Linked DNA regions of Homo sapiens: region 1 is linked to region 2. The links are chromatin contacts, found by Hi-C in ENCODE. All regions are on one chromosome and are shown on one strand. The core of a region is the stretch at or near the end of the contact, and the rest is flanking DNA. Distances in the headings are between cores, read along the strand shown.

What was found. A loop is a pair of places that touch in the nucleus more often than their neighbours do. Pooled maps may share reads with other maps.
Region 1: a map of mammary epithelial cell shows a loop between it and region 2 (9-fold over the local background). The contact joins the enhancer-like site here to the promoter of XXYLT1 in region 2. A Hi-C loop is called at or near these places in 9 of 168 maps with a recorded cell type or tissue (A673, CD8-positive, alpha-beta T cell, GM12878 and 6 more), 22 of 37 single-sample maps with no recorded cell type and 17 of 50 pooled maps.

The regions. Positions count from the first base shown.
Region 1 is chr3:194,331,247-194,335,641 of GRCh38, forward strand. No RefSeq gene overlaps it. Among named protein-coding and RNA genes, the nearest start is that of CPN2, 18 kb to the right of the region's middle. Within about 2 kb of position 2,650, at least 3 of the 41 ENCODE cell types and tissues checked have a DNase peak (open chromatin) inside an H3K27ac peak, as active enhancers do; they include mammary epithelial cell, where a contact is called at or near this core.
Region 2 is chr3:195,269,230-195,273,229 of GRCh38, forward strand. XXYLT1 (xyloside xylosyltransferase 1) reads right to left here and starts at 1,930. Exons shown (of 4, transcript NM_152531.5): 1 at 1,326-1,930. The coding sequence starts at 1,829. RefSeq lists an enhancer at 1,169-1,960 and silencers at 1,211-1,390, 1,551-2,080, 2,331-2,560.

The DNA.
Region 1 (4,395 bases), core at 1,400-3,899, 940 kb before region 2:
AGCTGGCAAGGTGGTGTCTGAGCACCTTGGTAGCCCATGTCATAAAGTGAGATCTCCAGAGACCCCCGAGCACACCAGGCCTTCCAGATTAGTAGTACATCTGCTTCAAAGGGCTTAGCCAGAGCCTCCACAGGCCACTTTTTCAACCTTGCAGGAGTATTAATGCTCCCCATCCGATCACAGGAATGTCCACGACCAGGAAATGGCTCTCTGAAGGCTGCCTCCATAGTCTCTGGAATTTCCATGACAGCCAGTGTGGCAAAGAAATCTTGCAAAGGCTGTTGCTGGAATAATCCATCCCACAGGACTGGAATCAAAGGACACAGCCAGGCCAGCCACAGAGTTCCAAGAAAAAAATAAAAAGCTCCCCGGATACAGTGACGGATGAAAACTGCCAGGAAAAAGGCTCAAGGAAAAAGGCTTCCCAGCTACCGTGGGACCTCAGCCCCGGATCCCCAGCTCTGGAAGGAAGCACATCCTTCACGATGGCCCGCAATCACAGCTTCCACGGCACGGAGATCGTGGAAGTGAAGGCTCTGCGTTGTGTGAGCAACTACTTGTTAGAAGTGGCTCCTGGCAATGTTTAGACTGGGGACGGGAGGACTGCCTGAGCATGATGAAGACTGCTTCCACTTCTGAAGGGCTGTCTGGGGACTGGGTGTCCACCTGCCCAGAGCCAGCGGGAATGTTACAGGGAGGCCAGCCCAGGGAAGGCTGGGCTGCACAGACAGGGAGTCAGTTTATCATCACTGAGCAAACCAGTGGGCAAGGAGAATGCAGAGAAGGTTCTTGAGGGGCCAGGCTGGACAGCTGCAGTCTGCGCTGAGTGGCGGCCAAGGGGTTCCGCTGCCCCCAGAGTGCTGAGAGTTTGGGCTCTGGCTGGGCCCCACCCTGGGGAGGTGCCCACCATCCTCCAGGCCAAGTGAGGGGGTGGGTGCCTGCTGGAGAGGCGGCACACCTCAGACGGCTGGAGCAGGAGGTGGGGCATCCACACGTCCACCCAGGCTTTCAGCCCCTAGTTACTCAGTGAAGATTTTGAGGCCTGGAGAGAGGGGGCGTGGCTTGTTCACAGACACAGGTCGCAAGTGAGGCAGAGCGGGTGCCACAAATCAGGCTTCCTAACTGTGATGTTCAATTTTAGGTGTCAACCTGAGTGAGCCACAGGGTACCCTGATGACACACACCGTTCCCAGGTGTGTCTCTGAGGGCGTTTCCCGATGACATTGACATTTGGAAAGGTGGACTCAGCACAGCAGATCCGCTCCCCAGCCAGGGCAGGCACCACCCAATCCACTGAGGGCCTGAGTGAACAAAAAGGCAGAGGAAGGAGTAACTGCCCCGCGTCTTCCTGCCTCACTGCTGGAGCGGGGACATCTCATCTCCTGCCTTTGCACCGGGATTTATATCATCAGATCCCCTGGTTCTTAGGTCTTGGGACTTGGATGGAATTACACCACCGCCTTCCCTGGGTCTCCAGCTTGCAGAACCTGAGATCTCTCAGCCTCTGCAATTGCATGAGCCAATTCCTATCTATCTATCATCTCTTGTTGGTTCTTTTTGGCTGGAGAACAGACTAATACACGAATCTGTCCTTTCCCTCCAAATGCAGCTGGAATCTCTGCTCCCCTTTACAAAGCTTCTCTGCGAAAGGATCTCTCACGCCATGGTGGGAAGGGGAGCCTCAGACCCATAGCCTCCACCCCGGGAGGAAAACAGGGCCAGGACACACCAGCAGGCCTCCTTTGATGAAGACCATGTGGTTTTGCTCCTTCTGTTACTTTGACCTCTGAACCGCACCCCCACAGACCTAATGATTTCCTGGTAAATCATTTGTAACACCCGCTTTAGTCTCCTGAAAAAAAACTTCACAGATAATATCGTCAAACCTCGCAGAGAATTTAAAAATAAAACCTTCTATCTGTAATATTAATTAGAAGTCAAAGGTAACTTATAATAAAAGAATTCGTTTCCATGTGGAATGTTTGGCCAAGATCTCACTAACAGACTGGAAGTCACTGTCACTCACTCACGATGAGTAAAGGATGAATTTGTGTCCGTGTTTGACATTTTGCAATCAGGGCTAAGCATTGCCTCGGGATAAAGATTCCCAAAGTGCTGAACAACTCTTGATAAAATCCCAAAGAAAACAAAGCACAGTCTTCCCAGGATGCACGTTGCCAGGTGCGGTCCTGAACCGCGCGTCCACGTGGCAGCAGCGCGCAGCAGGAGGCTCCCAGCTGAGATCCTCGAGGACGGGGTTCGTACCACATCGGCATCTGGAGGTCGCAGGGGACGCTTGGAAGCCGTGGAGGGCGCGGGACGAGTCACTGTGCAGGACCGCGGCAGCGCGGGGACAATCTGGAGCGCCCCGAACGCTTCGCCGCCCCACCGGGTGGCGGGTGGACTCGCCTCCGCCCGGCGGCTCCTCGGTGCATGGGCCCCAAGCGGACCTGGCGCTTTTTCAGGCGTGCAGGAGACAGAAGCCGTGACGGCTCCGCACGCACGCCCGCATGCACTCCGGCAAGTATCCCCCGGGTCACCGTGTCAATGTGCCCGTATCCCTTCTAGGGGACCCGGTTCTGACTTTCCAAGAATAAAGTACCGCGCCGCGCCCGCGGGCGGAGCTGGGAGAACCCCTCCCTGGCCCTCCACGTCTGCGCGGGGCGCGTTCTTCCGTGCGACCACAAGGGGGCGCTCCGAGACCAGGCTCGGGACCTCTGCAGGCGCAGACTTAAAATGCTTGCAGATGCGCGCGTGGTGGAAGCAGGCTGAGAGGGCCAGAAAGCATTCGTCCTTGGACTCGCATCGCGCTAGACAGTCTAATCTTTGACGGCACCGTCCAGTTTTCCAATATCCACTGTTAGCACTGAACAATTGTGTCAATTGCATTTCCAATCCTCCTAAACAATGCAATTTTGATATATAAACAGCAGTTTTTACGTTCTTCCAGAAACAGATCAACGGGAACAGGTAAAACAATTGGCCGGTGCTTGCCTACCCCGTCCGCACCCACACCCACAGTTCTCTCTAGAATAATACTAACAAAAATAATAATGCAAGATAACGATTTTGGAGAACGTACCATGTGTCATTGTTGTGGGTACTTTATATGGATGCACTTATTTTATCTTCACCAATAACACTATGAGGTGGGTGCTATGTGATAAAACTATGGTGAGGACACTGAGCCACAGACAGCTTAGTAATTTGCCGAGGGCTGCATGACTGGCAAGTAGCAGGACATCACTAAAGAAGGTACAACATTCAAAGCTTCCTGGAAGAGCGTCCTGCCTGCTGGAAGGAGGAGCTTTGGAATGTCTTAGCCATCCTTTACTATAAGAAAGCGAGGCAGGCCGGTGGCGGTGGCTCACGCCTGTAATCCCAGCACTTTGGGAGGCCAAGGCGGACGGATCACGTAATCAAGAGATCAAGACCATCCTGGCCAACATGTTGAAACCCTGTCTCTACTAAAAATACAAAAATTAGCTGGGCATGGTGGCACGTGCCTGTAGCCCCAGCTACTTGGGAGGCTGAGGCAGGAGAGTCGCTTGAACCCAGGAGGCAGAGGTTGCAGTGAGCCAAGATTGCACCACTGCACTCCAGCCTGGCAACAGAGGGAGACTCCATCTAAAAAAAAAAAAAAAAAAAAAAAAAAAAGCAAGGCAGAGCGCACCCCCAGCTGCTGTTTCTTCAAAAATGCAAGATTTATGAGAGCACTAATGCTGAAAAATTAAAAACATCGGCCGGGCGCGGTGGCTCATGCCTATAATCCCAGCACTTTGGGAGGCCGAGGCGGGCAGATTGCCTGAGGCCAGGAGTTCGTGACCAGCCTGGCCAACATAGCAAGAACCCATCTCTACTAAAAATACAAAAAAAAAATTAGCCGGGCGTGGTGGCGTGTCTGTAATCACAGCTACTCGGGAGGCTGAGGCAGGGGAACTGCTTGAACCAGGGAGGTAGAGGTTGCAGTGAGCCAAGATCGTGCCACTGCACTCCAGCCTGGGAGACAGAGTGAGACTCTATCTCAAAAAATAATAATAATAAAATACAATGAAAACATCAACAAGAAAGAAAAAAAATCCATGAAATATTTTTATACATGATGTTTGTCACTTGTTTCATTCATGAATTCATCCAGAGCAGACACCAGGTGGGTCTGAGGAGGCCAGCATTGCCCAGTGCAAATTACACTGAACCTAGCCCTGGACAGTGCCCGAGACAAAATTCTGCCTAAATGTTCAACCCTGGCCATGCGTTAGAATCGCTGGGGGAGATTTAAACAAAATGATATCTGGGTAACCCCAGTGTTAGGGAGGCAGGAGCCTAGAAGAGACAGAGTAAGATCGTCTGAAAATCAACTCCATCCCAAAGCTAGCAAGGCATATTCCTTGCCAA
Region 2 (4,000 bases), core at 680-3,179:
CCCAGACTGACCCTATGGCCAAGGGCCCTCAGTTTTCTACCGTGAACTAGTGCAAAGTTTCTCAAATATTAGGGTCATTAGGATCACCTGGGACAGGTTGCCAGGCTCCTCCTCCAGCGAGGACCTTCAGAGGTCCCAGGGTCTAGGGACTTTCTCAGGAGAGGTGAAAGCTGAGTAAAGAATGGCCAAGGGCCCAAGAGGACACTGTGGGCAGACAGTACAGCATGTATAAGGCCCACTCCCTACATAGCTAAGGTATGAGGTGCATGTAGACAAAGGAGGAGAGGTGAAGCCAGAGAAGTGGACCAGGCTCACAACACAACAGCCCTACCAATAAACTGGGACTTCACCCCGTAGGCAACAAGGAGCTATCAGAGACTCCCGAAGCCTGTAGGATCCTGGCAACAGCTCCCCTAGTCACTCACATAATACAACTCCTGTCTCAGCATGCTTCCCCAACCAACATCAGTCTCCACCCTTTAATATTACCTACTACTCCTTAAAATCTGGCCTCGGATCCCCTCTGTACAACTATTAGGTCAAAATCAAATAAGCAATTTGACCTAGGCAATTCACACTATGTCAGAAACACATCTCAGACAAGGAGAGCCAGGCAGTGAAGACAGATGATAAACAGAGATGGAAGCTGTCATGGAGGCAGACTGGTCCAGCCTGGGACAAGGCGGCCAGCTGTGCTCTCCCCAGATCATATCTGTTCCTCTTGAGCTTTCTCTTCCTCATTCGGAGGAACTCCAGGCTTCTCTAAATGGGTTCATGACCCTTGGAGGAAGGGGAAAAAGGGACACAGAGAGGAGATAAGATGGTTCACAATGAGTTTGACCAGATCCTACTGAAATACCTTAAGAGCAATGAGAAGTGTCACTGCAACTTCAACACTTCCAGAGGCCTCACCAAGGCCCTCTCCAGTTGCTCAGGATGACTACTGGTGACCAGTCCCATCCTCAGAAGTCAAAAACTGAGGAACATAAACAGAGGTGCAGACTCTGAAGGCAGTGCTGAACCCTGCAACGTTAGCAAAATGGGGGCGCGCGGACTCTCCTGGGGGCTGCGCTTAACTGGGGGAGAGGAAAACGAGGCGGTCATTAAAAACGCAGCTCCACTCCTCAGCACCAGCTGAGGGCGTCTGGCTCCCGGACACGCCCCCGAACGAGCCCTCCCGCAGGTTGTGAACACTACATTGCAAGCGGGCAGCTCAGGGAAGATCCTACCCGCTAGTTCCCCGGATCCCCTCCGGGAGCGCAAACTGACCTCGCCTAGGATGGGGTGGGCCACCCACCGGGAGCCCCCAGCCGCGGCCCGCTCACCTTGCACTTGAAGCCAGCGGCGGGCGGCAGGAGCTCCCGCAGCAGGCCCTTGGCCACCTCGCGGCTGGCCTCCTCGCTCACGAAGTGAAGGTTAAGCACCTCGTGCGCCTCGAACTTGGCGAGGCGCAGCAGTGAGCGCAGCGCGACGCGGGCCTTGGCCTGCAGCGCGGCATTGTGCTCCGCCTTGGTGAACATCATCAGCAGGTGGTAGTCCACCGGCCCGGCACCGCCGCCCTCCAAGCTCTTGGCCTTCGCGCCGGGGGCTGGCGCCACGGAGCCCCGCGCTAGCTCCAGCGCGGGCGGCGAGGGCGCGGCGGGAGCCCCGGCGCGGGCCTCCTTCAGCCTCTTGGTGGCGCTGGAGAAGGTCTCCCGGCCTGAGCCGAGGTAGTAGAAGGCGCAGACGGCCAGCGCCGCGGCCAGCAGCAGGGCGCAGTAGTGGGAGCGCACAGCGCCCAGGCGCGCCATGGCCCGAGCGCATGGGAGCCCGCCTCGGAGGAGGCCCATGCGCTACGAGACCGCGGCGCCAGCGGTGCCAGCAACGCGGGAGAGCCCTCGGGTACCCGGACGCCGGCGGCCACTTAGCCCCGGCGCCAGGCGGCGGCCATGAAAGGGGCGGGGCCGCGCCGCCTGGAGCCAATCGCGGGCGCCGGTGCGCGGAGGGGCGGGGCCGGGCGTGCCGAAACCGCTGGGTCCTAGGTTCCAAGGGTATTAGAGGAGGGGTTAGGGTGGGATCCGGCGCCCGGCGTTGGGAGGGGGGGATTCCGGACTCCAGCGTGCTGAGGGCTGGCCCGCTGTCCCGGCTGAGAAATGGCGCCCTACGCGGCGAGCCCCAGAGGATATCCAAGCTGAGTGTTGAAGGGAATGGAGGCGCCCGAACAGAGGAACTTAGGTTAGCCAAAAGCGAAGCTGGAGGCACCAAGAGGTAAAACTTTAATCTCTGCACCTTTTTTCCCTCAATTTCTTGGAGGCTTTAAGCCGTCTCGGCCTCTCCCTGCACACGAGCTGCAGCTAGGCAATTTAAACCGGCAGCTCCTCCCTTTTCCCCCGCCCTGGGAGGAAATGGCCCGGGCCGCACGTCGCGCCGGAGGCCGAGCGGAGGGAGGCTGGAGGATGTGGCCAGCAGGGGGCCCCCGCCGCCCGCACGAACCTGCGAGGCTGCTCCCCGAGCCCCAGCACCGCAAAGCCCTGGAGGGCGACATTCATCCACTTTTGTTTTATAAACAGACTTTTAACACTTTATCAAGAGCCTCCTTGAGGGTACCAGGGAGTTTTGCACGCCGAGGTCACGTGCCCAAAGTCACACAGCTAGCCAGTAGCAATTTTGACCCTAGGCAGTTGCACACTGCTAACTAGATAAAAACGTACTAACTTCAGTCTTCTAAGAATTGAGGCTATACCAGTAGTTTTTAAGTAAACACGTGCAAGTGCTGTGCATGCTGTCTAAATAGACAAAGAACTTGAGTAAGTACAGTAACCCTTCAGTTCTTTGGCCAAGTTCTCTGATTTCTGACCAGAGATTAGGTAAACGGTTTTTCCTGTTATTTCCACATTGTAAGGTTGCATGGATTATCCAACCTCTCTGCTTCAGACCTTGGCTTACATGTCACTACCTACACAAATGATCTCTAAATACCTCCTATCCAGTGTCTGGGCTAAGTGCCATCCTCAATAATTCTGTGAGGGCCACCTAAATATATGTACTACCCTAGTCTCATCTTTCTTCATTGCAAGAACACGTGACTCCAAGAGAACAGAATATACATTTGTTTTTTATTAACCACAATATACCCAGTACCTAACACGGTGCCTACCACATTGGATGAGTCTCAAAAATATACTCAACCATTGAAACAGCATTTTTATTTCTAGAAAATCTTCCTAATAATTTAAGAATGTTCAAAATATTTAACCATAAGAATAAAGCAAGGCCAAGCATGGTGGCTTAGGCCGGGAATGGTGGCTCACGCCTGTAATCCTAGCACTTTGGGAGGCCGAGGAGGGCAGATCACCTTAGGCCAGGAGTTCGAGACCAGCCTGCCCAACATGGCGAAACCCCGTCTCTACTAAAAATACAAAAAATTAGCCAGACATGGTGGCGGGCGCCTGTAATCCCAGCTACTCAGGAGGCTGAGGCAGAAGAATCGCTTGAACCTGGGAGGTGGAGGTTGCAGTGAGCCGAGATCATAACACTGCACTCCAGCCTGGGCGACAAGAGCAAAACTCTGTCTCAAAAAAAAAAAAAAAGTAGGCAGTGTGGTGGCGGACACCTGCAATTCCAGCTACTCGAGAGGCTGAGGCAAGAGAATCGCTTGAACCTAGGAGGCAGAGGATGCAGTGAGCCGAGATCATAACACTGCACTCCAGCCTGGGCGACAAGAGCAAAACCCTGTCTCAAAAAAAAAAAAAAAGTAGGCAGTGTGGTGGCGGACACCTGCAATTCCAGCTACTCGAGAGGCTGAGGCAAGAGAATCGCTTGAACCTAGGAGGCAGAGGATGCAGTGAGCCGAGATTGTGCCTCTGTACTCTAGCCTGGCGAAAGAGAGCGAGACCCTGTCTCAAAAAACAAACATAAAAATAAAGCAAAGCTAGGTTCATGATGGCAAAAAATCAGAATCAAATGGTCATCAATAAAGTGGTTAAAGCTAAAATAATGCAGTCATTAAAAGTGATGTTTT